4 separate regions of the Homo sapiens genome follow, and all the other regions are linked to region 2. The links are chromatin contacts, found by Hi-C or POLR2A ChIA-PET in ENCODE. All regions are on one chromosome and are shown on one strand. The core of a region is the stretch at or near the end of the contact, and the rest is flanking DNA. Distances in the headings are between cores, read along the strand shown.

Region 1 (3,322 bases), core at 669-3,168, 96 kb before region 2:
ATTGCCACCACCTCTTCCAGCAGCCCACAATGACTGTCACTTTTTTCCCCCCCGCTCTGTAGTTGCTATGGTGACATGAAAAGCATGGCTGCTAGCAAGAGCAAATGGGGATGTGGAAGTTGGTCTAAGCCACAAGCACCAACAAAATCCCCAATTCCTGCCTCTCCCACTAGAACCCAGCAGAAGGCTGATGGGAGAGGCATAACCCAGTGGGGGAAGAAACACCATTTCTGATGACTGATTTGTTTTTCGTAGGTGTGTTATTTAGGACAATGCTTCTCAGACTTTAATTTGCCTATACATCACCTGGACACCAACCTGTTAAAACATAGATTTTGATTCAATCAATCAGTCTGGAAAGGAATCTGACATTCTGCATTTCTAACAAGCCCCCAGTGCTGCTATGGCTGTCCAGCCACGGGTTTGAGTAGCAAGGTCTTCAGGATTTGTTCCATCTATCAGAGCCCCCAAATTGTGGCTTAAACAGGACAGAGATTTATTTCTCCTTTATATGACCCTGTTTCTTGAGGTCACCAGGGGCCCAGACTTTTACTGTGCTTCTGTGCCACATCTGATTTGTTGCCCTGATCTGCACAATCTAAATTGGGCTTATTTCTATATGTGCAATTTAAGCAGCAGGAATGGGAAAGGATATGCCCTTCCTTTAAGGTCCTAATCCAGAAATCCCACATTCCACTTACATTCCCACTCCTTTGGCTAGAATTTAACTAAATCCTAGCCCCATGGCACATCTAGCCCCAAGGAAGGCTGGAAAATAGTTTTCATTTTGTTTTTTTGAGACAAGGTCTTGCTCTGTCACCCAGGCTGGAGTGCAGTGGCCCCATCTCTGCTCACTGAAACCTCTACCTCCTGGGCTCAAGTGATCCTCCTGCCTCAGCCTCCTGAGTAGCTGGGACTACAGGCATGCACCACTGCGCCAGCTAATTTTTGTTATTTTTGGTAGAGACAGGGTTTTGCCATGTTGGCTAGGCTGGTCTCGAATTCCCGGCCTCAAGCGATCCACTCGCCTTGGCCCGTGAAGTGCTGGGATTACAGGTGTGAGCTACCATGCCTGGCCTGTTTTGTTTTCTAAAAAGAATCAGGGTCTTGCTGTGTTGCCCAAGCTGGACTGGAACACCTGGGCTCAAGTGATCTTCCTGCTTCAGTCTTCACAGTTGCTGGGACTACAGGCATGCACCACTGCCTGGCTTTTAAAAATACACATTTTATTGTGTTCCAGGTGTCCACTGAAAATTCCATTACCAAGGAAGGAGACAATGCATATTAGGGAAGGCCAACAGTCTCTGGGGATAAAAGTAACAATAGTATTATTGCGTACTTACTATCTGCCAGGCACAGTGCCTCAAATGAATCGCCTCATTCAATTGTCACACACAATAAAACCCATTTGGTAGGCATTATGACTATTCCCATTTACAGTAAAAAAACTGAGGCTTAGGTAAGTAGCTTCCGCACAGTCACACAGCTGGGGCCAAGGCAGGATGCAAATCCAGGCACTGTCACTCCAGAGCCTGGAATCTTAGGAGTGAAGGAAGGACAGCTTACAGTGGCAGTAGGTGGGGCTGGGGAAGTTTCTACCATCAGGGGTCCCACAGCAGTAGGAGGGGGTGGATGAGACTATGGGATGAAACTTTTCAGGATTAACTCTCAGCAAATAATCCCATGAATTTCCACAAGAAAGGTGATGCTTACCTGGAACAGTTTATACATTTTATGTCCAGAGACACAAGGATGAAGAATGGACATCTGCTATTGGCTTTGTGAGTGAAGGGACTTATTTCCATGATTTCAGCTGTGACTGTCACCCCAGGATAGGCTAGGCCAGGCCTGAGAGGCAGATGGTTCCTGGCCTGCTGCCCTTCTGCCCCCTTGGCTTCAGCCTTCCCTGTGCCCCAGTGGATACCGCCTTGAATACCCGGAGCCTTTAAGAGAGCCGCAGCTGGCCAGGATCAGAGGGGGCCACTTCTTCGTGTTGCAGTCACAAGTTAGAGGACTTTTGAAAACTGGTTTCCAGGGGCTTGCTCTTTTTTCCCCCCTTCTTTTTTTCATGAAAGGAGCTTTTTGTTAGTACAGCCTTTGTTTGGGGATTCAGTTGATAAAGGGACCATTTTATTGGAATGAATTACTGACGCAAGTGCTGGCAGAAATCTTAGCGAGAGGACAGCACTCTGGCTTTTATTCAACAAGGTGAATGGAAATAACTATTGGGCGTTGGCCTCAAGGGCACTTTGGAGTTTGCTGCCATCAGCAACTTATAGAGTTTTGGTTACTGGTTGAAGTAGAGACCAGGGGAGACAGAGAAAGTATTACGGATTAAGAAAGAATATGCTTTCTTTCTTTATATTAAAAAAATGTCAAACAGTCAGGACTTTGCTGGCCATGAATTATAGAATGAACTCTTCCTGCCTACTATTAAATTACTAAATCTGTACTACTAAGAATGAGGTCCCTGTGACAATTTTGGCTCATCTTTCTGAACCCTTGAAAGAGCCAATCCTGTCACGCCAACTAACTGCTAGTGAGAAAAAATTAAACAGCCACAAGGAAACCAAGTTCTTTCAGACTTTGAGAGACTCACCCAGACATGGCATATTTAAAAACAGACTTTAAATACTCTTCTTCAGATTGGTGCTCAACGGACTTCGTAGAAAGATATGAAAATATTAAGCCAAAGCTTATACATACTAACTTGTTTTTCTCCCATGTCTGGTCCATGCGATGCCAACATAAATTCACGAGGACACATAGGTTGACAGTCTATTTGGGCCCACAACTCTTTTTCTGTTGTTGAGGTGTCAAAACCCAGTATATTTAAAGTCTGTTGCATGAGTCAGCATTTCTCAGGAACTCTCTGAGTATTCCTATTTGCAAACAGTGGTATGGAATGTGACATTTAAACCAACTGACCGTGAACTTTTCAGAGTTCAAGGAAATTAGTAAGGGCTGATAGTCAACAGAAATTTGGGTAAAAGAGGTACCCCTTGATACTGTTTGAAGGCATCTAACACCAACCAGTTCTAAGTGACTGAACCCCAAGTAGTGTTTAGGAAACAGGAGCCTATGGGCAGGGCTGCCAGTGGCCAAACTTAGGGATTATCTCATAGATTGTGGTTCCTACAGAATGGCTCTTCTCTGAAAAGCAAAGTGAACTGTGGCATCCTGCCACCCCTGCCCTTCAAAAACAACATACACTTGTTTTAAGAAAGGCAGCTCATTGAGATGTAGTTTGCTACCATATTTAAGGTACATATGTAAAGGCCTTACAGATGTAGGGCCTTCTATATGCCAATTATACTTCAAT
Region 2 (3,166 bases), core at 270-2,769:
TAATTTGAGGCCATATAATGATCCCATCAAACTGATTATTCTCAGCCATCCCACTCCCCTTAGTGTCCTCCCCAAGACTAGAGTTTCACCAGGTAGATAAACAGGCGGTAAAACAAGGCTAGGCTTTCACTGGGGGGAGAAGTCAATCTGAGTTATTCTGGAGAAAGATTGGACCTGCCAGGGAAATAAAGATGCAAAACGTCTGTAGCATAAAACCAACCCTAGTGTTTTATTCTCCTATGAACATTTGAGATGGAACACGATGTGGAAGTGAAAGTATAATCTACCTGGTGAATTTGAGAAAAGTCACTCTCAATTTTACTTTGATGACAAATGGAATTAATAAAGATGCCTGGCTCATATGTTAAAGTACCTTCTGTCTCAGCGAGGAGGCCTGGCTCAGAAACCACAGTGGAGTTAACAAGCCAGACACCAGACTAAACATCTCAGAACTCGCTGCTGTGCCTCATTCCTGGTCCCTACCTTTCCGGTGTGTGCCTGCATCATTAATTCCCTCTGTTTGGCATGGCCTGGCTTTCCCAAAACAGAAACCAAGGAACCGGGGTCCTCTGTTTCAGCAGCTGAAGAGCTGATTTCTGAGCATGGACACTAAGATTCTTTTCTCCTGTCCACCTTACACTTCACCCACAACTCATCTTCTTCCTCTTCCCTACGTCCCAACCCCTTACCCTCCCACCACCCTGCCTCCCAGGACATTTATGTGTATGACCCCAGACCAGTAAGGGAGGAACAAAGAGCTGCTGCTTCAGGCAGCAGCAGCTGGAGGAGAGGGTGGAGAGGGCAGCTGGGGACTCCAGGAAGACTCCCCGAGCACTGGCAGCTCCAGCGCAGCCCGGGGCAGTCCAGCCTGGAAAGCGCCCTAGTGGAGTCCTCGCAGGCGGCTCCGCAGCGCACGCCCAGGGCCTTCCGCCGGCCCGAACCCAGGGCGGCAGCAGCCAGAGTTTGGCAGAGACCCCGGGTGAGAAGCCAGTGGTGGGGGGCGGGCAAGTGAAGCTGCAGCACAGAGCTGGAGATGCAGATCCGACACTAGCAGTGCTCCGTGCCGCAGACTTCCCGACCCGCTCCCTGGACCCAGACCCGACCCCGCGCACCTGGACCAAGCGGCCACCCTGTTCTCTCAGGGCGCTCTCTGGGGACGCGGCTTGGGCGAGCTCCGGAGGCTGGAACCACGGCGACAGGAGACTTCACTCCTCCATCCTGAGACCCGGCAGCACGTTATAGACAGCCGTGCACTTCCTGTTTGAAAACACAGGGGAGAGAAAGAGCTAGAGAGATCCAAGTGTCGGCAGCGGGGAGGAAGGAGTGCAGGGCGGCGGGGAGGCAAGACCAGGGGGTCACCGCTTGCATAACTGCCATGGTGGGCACCCAGCGCTCCCCTGGCCGTGGCGACCCCGCCGCACCGGCTGCCCGCGTGGTGCCGAGGTGGCGCGGCCTCGGCCCGGGCCCCCCCTGCTGGTGGCCTCGCTGCCAGCCACCCGCCCGCCCGCTCGCTCACAGCCCTTCCGTTTGCAGCTGCTGCTCGGGTTCTCCCCTCCCCACAAGTACCTAGATCAATGGACTCCACGCTTCCTCCGCCGGTGCCCAGTGTGATCGGCCTTCTTTTTCTTCCTTTCTTCACCCTCCCAACCCCCACCCCTACCCCCCAGAAAATAATTACCTCGGGGAAGGTGTAAAGACAAGACTGAGCCTTTGCAGGGGAGTAGGGGCTGGATTTATGCAAATTTTTAAAGTTCATAGCCACATCCCAGTATATCCACTACAGCTCAGCAGCTGTGAGAGATTCAAGATGGGAAATTACTTGTCTTGTGCCTCGCTGGCTCAAAAGAGAAAGCGTGCACACAGCTGCCAACACAGAGCAGCCAGGAACTGCAAAACAGTAACAACAACAAAACTACATAGTATCCTCGGTTCCTCCTAGGGTCTCTACTCAGATCAACCTGTCAACCTCATCCTCACAGTCTACCAACATTTATATATACCAATTCCACATGGAGCATAATCGCATGGTGCATTCTTCCAGAAAATGATTCCGTAGTTCTCTGTGCTATGTAATCACAGAGAAGTTCCATAGTCCTGGGATTACATTCATTCATTTTGTTGAACTCTGACTTAAGTGGACTTCAGTACAGTGTTAAAAAGAGTACACAGATGGCTTAAGAATCTGCTGTATGTAGAGTGTGCTGGCTATGGGGATTCGCATTTGTAACCTGCCTGCCCTTACATGCACAGTCTACCAGGTTAAAAAGCGCTTACAGGACTGTCTCTTGACAAACGGCTCCTTTTATTATCAAGCTGTTGGCATTCATGGTTCCATACTCAAAATGGAGAATGTAATACAAACAATAATCATTCTACATATGAAGCTCAGTTTTGACTGAAGCAGAAAGGAACGGATAGATATTAAGCTCCTACTCAGTGCTAGACAACATCTCATTTTAAATCCCTCTTGGCCTTAATATTTTCCAACAGATCTGCAAAAGTCATATTCCCAAGTGAGGAAACAGGGTCAGAGAAATTAAAAAACTGTTCCCATGGCTCTGGCAGAAAGTGGTCAAATGGAGAACTGAATACAGGTCTTTCCTGATTATAAAATCTGTACCATTTCCCCTACACTGCGAATTCCTACAATGATCACAAATTCTTTTTTTTTTTTTTTTTTCTGAGACAGAGTCTCGCTCTGTCGCCCAGGCTGGAGTGCAGTGGCGTGATCTCGGCTCACTGCAACCTCCGCCTCTCGGGTTCAAACGATTCTCCTGCCTCAGCCTCCCGAGAAGCTTAAACTACAGGCACACGCCACCATGCCCAGCTAATTTTTTTGTATTTTTAGTACAGATGAGGTTTCACAATGTTGGCCAGGATGATCTCGATCTCCTGACCTCATGATCCACCCGCCTCAGCCTCCCAAAGTGCTGGGATTACAGGCGTAAACCACCACTCCTGGCCAATGATCATGAATTCTAGGGAGAAAGTCCAGCACAGCAACCATCCTGTGATCCATCCCTTCATCTCTGAATGATCCTGCTACTTACCAGCTATTGCTGTTGTGGTAGGCAGTTTCTTTAACCACCTGAATAATACACACCTTAATTTCTCGGGCAGAGGATACTGGCTTTTTCCATTACCTACTGCTGGCTGTCAGCCTTTC
Region 3 (3,656 bases), core at 742-3,241, 120 kb after region 2:
TAGTTTTACAAGTATGAATTTATTTTAAATACTTCATCACTTAAGGCTGTCAACATCCTGTCTTTGTTTCTAAATGCATAAAACTACTAAATCTGTTAGCATGCTGATATTGTTAAGGCTCAAAGTGTGATTACCAGGGAAGTCTATGAGTCACACCACCAGAGGCTAGAACCTGGGGGAGAGTTCAGAAAAAATAGTCTTCTAATTTTGAACAAATTGACTTCCTGTTGGTAAGGCTCACAGAAACGCCCTGCACCCATTGAATAAAACTTGGTTTTCATTTTGATATCATTGTTGTACATGGCCTTTTAGAATTTTGTTAAGAGTGGCAACTTTGACAACCTAGTTTTCACAAAGAAATTTAAATTACTAAGATATAATTTATCCATACAGCTCAATAGACATGAATAGAACTCATTTCATAAGCTTGTGGACATTTATTGCTCAAATGCATAGGGAGTACATCTTTACATTTTTGCATTGGTTTTCATTATTCTTGGACTAAATCATCCTAAGAAAGATTTTTAAGCTGTCTGAATATTAGAGTATGATTTTAACAAAACTGTCACACATAGTCTATGTTAAATTACAATGAAATCCCAAGAACCTTCCCAATTCAAAGTGAAGAAATGCTATATATTTTTTTTGCCATATCAGCATCACTTCTGGGGAGTTGATTTTTTTTTTTTTAATTAGAAGAACTGTGGAGGAGATAAAAAATGTAAAACTTAGAGGTTGCCTCTTTTGTGTCACTTTTCCTGAGATGTCTTTTACCTGAGGCTAATAAGGATTGAACCAAGCAGTATTTTTTTAATGGCAAAAGTCCAGATGTAACTCGAGTTGAAATAAAATTAATTCTGTAAAGGATTAAAAAATAAGGAGAAAGCCCATTTTCTACTTCTCAAACTTTATAACAGAAAAATCCCTGGATTAAAATAATTGGAATGGCCAATTTGGTTTAGATGTTTGATATCATTGCCTACCCTGTATCTTTTATGCAAAATATTCAAACTCTGGGAATATTCTATCACTTATGATATGCCTGATCATATAACTATTTTAATAATTTGTCCCTAAATATGTTCAAATATGTTTAAATGTGAAACCTACAGTATAGTCTGCATTCAAACATCTATGCTCACACAAAATTATGTAGCTAATGAACAGCTTTCACTTTTTTCCTACTTGCAAATTTAGGATGACATTCAAACTTACATTCAGAAATATGTGGGCCTTGTGCTCTGACCGTGTAAATACTCCACTGAGTCTCAAATGAACTTTAATAACTTCCTTTTTATGCATTTACTTCTTCACCCAAACGAAAAGCTTATGTTGCTAGCCAATAATAACCAATTTAAAATTTTTCAGAGTTTATCTCAATACTCTGTGTAAGTGAAAGGACTAGAAGATGGGACAGTGGAGAATGGCAGTGGGCAGTTTTTTCTGTACGTGCAGATTGCACTGAAATCGCCAGATGTCTCTAATCTATTGCATTCCCTAGCTCCTTTCCAGAATTTCTCCAGAGCTCTCACATGATCTCTTCTAATTTGTGCTACTCACACTTACACAGCCTCTCCCATCACACTCACCACCCTTCCTTATCTCAACAATCCTTCTCCAGAGGGCTGATGATCAGTAAAATAAACACTATTATTAATAAAAATGTGTAAAGGGACTATTTAACTTTGAAAATTACCCATCATTTCTTATGCGTAAGTGGTCATAAAGTTTCCTTGTAGAGGGCTTCCCTAAGCCTGGAGTGAATGTGGTTAATTAGAGGAGGCCTCCTAGCTGTGCAGGATCATGCTGATTCCTTTAAGTAACCACAGTCATTACTATAAGACTATTTACTGAAAGCTGAGCTGGACAGCCATTGTACAATCTCATCTGGCAAACGTACAGAAATTGCACTCCAGATTACATATGAAGGCACTAATTACCCAAATGAAACTCCAGGGGCACCTTAGGTAGATACAGTAGAGTGAATTAAGGAAGGAAATAATTAGTCACAATTACAGAAACTAGCTCAACACAAAGTGAAAGAATGCATGCAGCTTATTTCCTGCAGAGAAAAGGGAGCTTTAGTAATAGTTTAAGAAATGCAAACGATAAACATGATTTCTAAAAATGAGTAAGAGAGGGACAAATATCTATTTTAAGTTATAAAAATGACTTTATTTTTCTGTTTCTATGTACTACATATCCAAATAACATTAAGACATTTTATCATGAATTTGCACTATGACAAATCAACTTTCAAGCATTTTCTTGACAGTTTTAGAGGTTTTGCCAGCTTTTGACATACATACAGACAGAGTAAACAAGGGGAAAAAAGAAAACTTAGTGAGCACGTAAGTCATGGAGTTTGAGCTCCAATAAAAATATTCATTAAAGAGGAAGAATAAGGTGGGGGGTGGAGAGAGGTATTCTGAAGAAAGAAACAAATTTACCTCACATTAAAAACCATGCATAGGAACTGTTATCAAACACAGCCAAGAAATTAAGTTTTCCAAATTTATATACCCCCCTTTCAAGGTATTCTGATAAAAAAATTCCTTTGGGCAGGGGGAGATCCTCCTCCACCTTTCAAAAATGAACTTAAGGATGCTACCTTTATCGGTGAGTGACTTTGGGAAGATGGAATGAGTGGATGCTTAGTTTGGATGGCTGGCAGGAAACTTTCAGGAGCATGTCACTGAGGCCTAAATCTTATAAAATCATGGCAGGTCTGGTGAAGACTGTCCAAGGTTTCTTGCAATGTTTCTAAGTAGAAAGAAAAGATGAGAAAATTTTCTTGATCTTTTAAGCAGTCTGCTAAGAACCAAGCTGTTTAACTAATTTGTTTTGCTAACTTGAGGTTAGTATGGAATGCTATCCTGAGTTACTAAGAGCTTAATAAAATTTGACTGTTTGAATCACATTATCACATTCAGAATTCATAGGATAATGTTAATTGAATCTTAATTTAGTCTCTAAAAACAAAGTGGAATTATATTCAAATTGACTTTATCTGTTCACTACTAAGTATGCTGACACTTTTCATAATGATGGATTAGGAATCTTTGCTGCTTAAATATATCATTTCTATTGATCAGGTATTTGGTATGAAATTAGATTAGAGGTAAAAGAAACTACTTAAAGAATGAACTTTTCTTATAATAGAAAATAAATAACAGCACAACCCTTCTTGGGGGAAGTGTTAATAAGAGATATAAAGATTTTGTTTTTTCTTTTTTAATATCAGAAATCCTGAAATAGCATACTGTAAGAATTTGGACTTCACTTAACCCAAGTAAATACAAGGAAGATTTTTGTCTAAGACCCTCTCCACAAAGACAACTTGAGAGCCAGGTAAATGGCTACATCTGAACAAAATATTCATAGCAGGTATGTTTTCCAGGTCTTTCTGAAAAAGCAGTACCTACTGCATACGATGCAATGTAAATTGTTGAAACTCCTTGAAACAGATGGGAAATACAATGGCAGGGGAAGGGGTGGGTGAAGAATAACTTACACTTGAAATAAGAGATTTCACTGTATCAAGAATCTTTATATTAAAAGAGCTGCATTAAAAACAAAAGCAAATCAAACCCAACACATAATGAGAAAATGCAATAATTTCTGAGGTGTGGTCTTCTTTGGTGAGTTCCACTGGG
Region 4 (3,416 bases), core at 253-2,752, 80 kb after region 2:
GGCTGGTCTGGAACTCCTGGGCCCAAGCTGTCTGCTGCCTTCACCTCTCAAAGTGCTGAGATTACAGGTATGAGCCGCCATGCCTGGCTGGCTTTTTTTTTTTTTTTTTTTTTTTGAAGGTGACAACTGAACAAAGTCATGAAAAAGTAAGCGAAAGAGCTATGCAGGTATGTGAGGAAAATATTCTAGGTAGAGGGAAAAGCCAACACAAAGGCTATTAATAAATTGCTGGTGCTTTCCAGCAAAAGCAATTGGTCATTGTGGAAGAAACAGAGTGAACAAGGGAGAAAGGTATGGGAAATAACATGAAGGGGGAAAAGAGCCAGATCATGTAGGGCCTCCAGGACATGGTGAGTGCTTTGGCTTTTACACCGAGTGAAATAGGGAGCTACAATAGGGGTTTGAGCAGATGAGTGACATAATCTGATTTACACTTAAAAAAATTCTGGTGGCTAGATTAAAAATAACTGTGGGCAGGAGCAGGGAGATGAATTAGTCTATTGCAGGAGGTGACAGTAGCTTTAACCAAAGTGGTGATAGTGGACGCTCCAGGCAAATAGGGTGTCAAAAGCCGAGGTGCAGAGATGGAAAGTTCAGTTCAAGGCCGGTATCAGAACTGTGAGCAAACCAGTTGTCTTTCTAACGGGGGAAGGAAAATGACAGCTGCCATTTATTGAACATTCACTATGTGGCAAGCATTGTGCTAAATTTGATACTCCGGCGACCTCTTTTAGTCTCCATGACAACCCTGTAAAGACATTTAGAATTTAGAACCTTTCATACAGTTCCATGACTAAAACGTAGCACACCTGGCATTCCAACCCTTCATTTCATTCTACTCTAGCACTAAAGCTAGAAGGGAAGCTTGAGGCCACATTGTGGAGTGCCAAGAGGTTTGAACTTTTGCCTGGTTTGAACTTTTACCTTCTTAATCTTTTCCCCGCATCCCCACATTTGAGGACAGGACACCTCCAGGAACTGCAGCTCAGCAACAGGGGTTCAGCGTGAGCGCGGCCTGGGGAGGGTCATCGCCTTTTTGGGGAGTGTGGGGAGAAACGCGGCTCGCCTTGTCGTGGCTGGCGATACGCCTCTGCAGGAAGGGTGTGTCTCCCCGCTTGAGGATTCTCCCTATAGATAAAGAGGAGACTCAGCAGAGCCTTAATTAGAGATCACAGAGGACTGACAACGAGCGTCCGGAAGACGAATTGGCAGCGAGGTGCATGGATTCGATACAGAAGCTGGAGATAGAGTCCAGCTAACAGACCACTGCAGTTCGACGGAGCCAGAGTGAGGCAACGAGGAGAGATGTCGGGGAAGGAAAGGGGATGGGACTTGGGGACTGGAGCGGCTCGAGAGCGACGGAGAAGGGGGCGTTAGGCTCTAAGGATTCTCTTACTGTGCCTCCTCCCCGTGTCCTCGGGTGGCGGCTGCGCAGCCCTCCAGCCCTCAGAGCTGCCCTGCAGCACCTTGGCCACTAGGAGGCAGGCCCGCCTTATCTGGAGCCCCGGCCGCCGCTCACTCCAGGGAGGGCTGCGCTGCTGCTTAAATTCCAAGTCAGGCCAGCCCCTGGAACGCTTAATGGGAGCTTAGATTTAGAACAGTTGATTTTCATTGAGACGGAAATTTGGACAGTCTCCCACTTGATTGAAAACGGCTAGAAACAAGGCTTACGGTAGAGCAATGAATGCCAGAGTGCAGGCGCCGGTGCCCAGGCGGCCCGGGGAACAGGAGGGCCGGAGGAGGAAACAGCTGCCTGCAAAACACCAGCAGCGCCCTTAATTAACACCAGTGCTGGCCAGGGGGATTGTGCTTCCGGAAATTCCCAACGTCCTTTCCCTGCTTGCCCAGGGCCATTCCATTATACAGTTTCAGACCAGTCCCAGGTCTGAAATGGAAAGAGATGTTACCCTAGATGCCCGGAGACAGCGGGGCCGCAGAGACCTCGCACAGCCGAATAGCAGTGGAGCAGGTGTGTGTGTGTGCATGTGCATGTGTGCACGCTGTGAGGGTGTGGTGTGTGTAACATGCTCCCATGTGTCCGTGTGCCCGCTCTGCAGGGGGAATGTTAATGTTTGATTGTTGTTTGGCTTCAGCCCAAAAGAGAAACAAATAATGAGGTGAACGGAAATGAGCTGGAGTCTCTGCTTTCACCGCTAATTAGTCCCTGCTCGATTTTGACGAAGAAGACATACAATAGACACAAGTGAGCAACGAATGAGAAACTCAGGGACCTAGGCTGGGGAAAGGGCGTCGGGTGGGGGGTGTGTGGGCAGGGCTAGGAAGGGAATCTCAGAAGCCAGTGTGCCTGGATCAGGCCGACAGGTCATTCCCACCCTTAGATGAAAATCTGCGCATTATTCCATCTTGGCTGGCATCTCTTATGGGCTGGCCTTCATCTTACTAACGCCATTTCACTTTTTGAAGGGTTGACAGTTACCTTCTTCACCTTCCCCTGGGCAGTTCTTTGTTGTCTTTGTCAGGCTGGCCCCTGTCCATATTTCTCAGAGCCCTGGTCACAGCTCTCTTACTCACCAGCTGCTCAGACAAACCCAGCCTTGACCTGGCTCTGCACTTCAGCACGTTGCCTGCTGCTCCTTAGACTCTTCTCTTGCTACCTGTGAAAGGTCAGATGCAAAATGGTGAAGGCAGAAACAGACTGTTTGATGACAAGGTGAGGAAGAGCTGCTGCTCAATATACCTGTGTGTCTATTGATGTGCAAGTGAGCAGGAAAGATGGTGGTAGAAAGTCATGTTAGAGACCTCTGTGGCAGACCCTTCAATTATCAGCAATGCCAAGGGTCCCTGTCTGTGGGGCCCCCACAGGCACAACTCGTATGGGCTCCAGAGACACCATTTCAGCTTGAGAATGTGTCCCCCAAGTTGCTAAAGTATGTGTCCTACCCTCAGAGTACCTGGTCTCTCCAGGGCTCTCATAGCCCCTTGTGAATATATGCCTAGGAGTGCATGCTCCTTGAGCATGAATATGAGAATTATAAAAAAAATTCTTCACCCAGAGCAGGTTCTCCTCAGACTTGTATTCTCGAATGTGTGTGTGAGAGAGGGAACTTCATTTCTTTCACATCCTAATAAATACAGAGAATGGTCACTTCTTAGAAACTGTTGTTCACAGCACTTCTGGGTTGTTGCTAGTCTTTATTCCCTTTCTTTTTGCTTGCCCCTTTAGGGCACAACTGTCCCAGTACAGGTTTTCTTTCTAATGCTGCTCTTCTTTTTTGTTTGTTTGTTTGAGATGGACTCTCACTCTGTTGCCCAGGCTGGAGTGCAGTGGTGCGATCTCAGCTCACTGCAAGCTCTGCCTCCTGGGTTCAAGCAATTCTCCTGCCTCAGCTTCCCAAGCAGCTGGGATTATAGGCGCGTACCACCACACCCAGCTAATTTTTGTATTATTAGTAGAG

Evidence for each region. A loop is a pair of places that touch in the nucleus more often than their neighbours do. ChIA-PET counts read pairs that join two places held with the same protein, here RNA polymerase II (POLR2A). Pooled maps may share reads with other maps.
Region 1: a map of dorsolateral prefrontal cortex shows a loop between it and region 2 (5-fold over the local background). The contact joins two enhancer-like sites. A Hi-C loop is called at or near these places in 8 of 168 maps with a recorded cell type or tissue (Caco-2, dorsolateral prefrontal cortex, gastrocnemius medialis and 2 more), 10 of 37 single-sample maps with no recorded cell type and 6 of 50 pooled maps. POLR2A ChIA-PET finds 5 or more read pairs at or near these places in 13 of 52 experiments (CD4-positive, alpha-beta T cell, CD8-positive, alpha-beta T cell, CD8-positive, alpha-beta memory T cell and 8 more).
Region 3: a pooled map shows a loop between it and region 2 (2.9-fold over the local background). The contact joins two enhancer-like sites. A Hi-C loop is called at or near these places in 10 of 50 pooled maps. POLR2A ChIA-PET finds 5 or more read pairs at or near these places in 2 of 52 experiments (A673 and activated naive CD4-positive, alpha-beta T cell).
Region 4: a loop to region 2 is called in a pooled map, with 2.5 times the contacts of the local background. The contact joins two enhancer-like sites. A Hi-C loop is called at or near these places in 6 of 50 pooled maps. POLR2A ChIA-PET finds 5 or more read pairs at or near these places in 5 of 52 experiments (CD4-positive, alpha-beta T cell, H1, OCI-LY7 and 2 more).

Annotation. Positions count from the first base shown.
Region 1 is chr1:89,938,032-89,941,353 of GRCh38, reverse strand. No RefSeq gene overlaps it. Among named protein-coding and RNA genes, the nearest start is that of ZNF326, 55 kb to the left of the region's middle. Within about 2 kb of position 1,918, at least 4 of the 41 ENCODE cell types and tissues checked have a DNase peak (open chromatin) inside an H3K27ac peak, as active enhancers do; they include dorsolateral prefrontal cortex, where a contact is called at or near this core.
Region 2 is chr1:89,841,729-89,844,894 of GRCh38, reverse strand. It overlaps LRRC8D (leucine rich repeat containing 8 VRAC subunit D), which reads right to left. Exons shown (of 3, transcript NM_001134479.2): 2 at 1,113-1,257. Among named protein-coding and RNA genes, the nearest start is that of LRRC8D-DT, 22 kb to the right of the region's middle. RefSeq lists silencers at 1,288-1,507, 2,031-2,325. Within about 2 kb of position 1,519, at least 37 of the 41 ENCODE cell types and tissues checked have a DNase peak (open chromatin) inside an H3K27ac peak, as active enhancers do; they include A673 and dorsolateral prefrontal cortex, where a contact is called at or near this core.
Region 3 is chr1:89,718,031-89,721,686 of GRCh38, reverse strand. LRRC8C (leucine rich repeat containing 8 VRAC subunit C) reads right to left here. Exons shown (of 3, transcript NM_032270.5): 3 at 2,154-3,656. Among named protein-coding and RNA genes, the nearest start is that of LRRC8C, 87 kb to the right of the region's middle. Within about 2 kb of position 1,991, at least 8 of the 41 ENCODE cell types and tissues checked have a DNase peak (open chromatin) inside an H3K27ac peak, as active enhancers do; they include A673, where a contact is called at or near this core.
Region 4 is chr1:89,761,202-89,764,617 of GRCh38, reverse strand. No RefSeq gene overlaps it. Among named protein-coding and RNA genes, the nearest start is that of LRRC8D, 58 kb to the left of the region's middle. RefSeq lists an enhancer at 1,384-1,884. Within about 2 kb of position 1,502, at least 19 of the 41 ENCODE cell types and tissues checked have a DNase peak (open chromatin) inside an H3K27ac peak, as active enhancers do.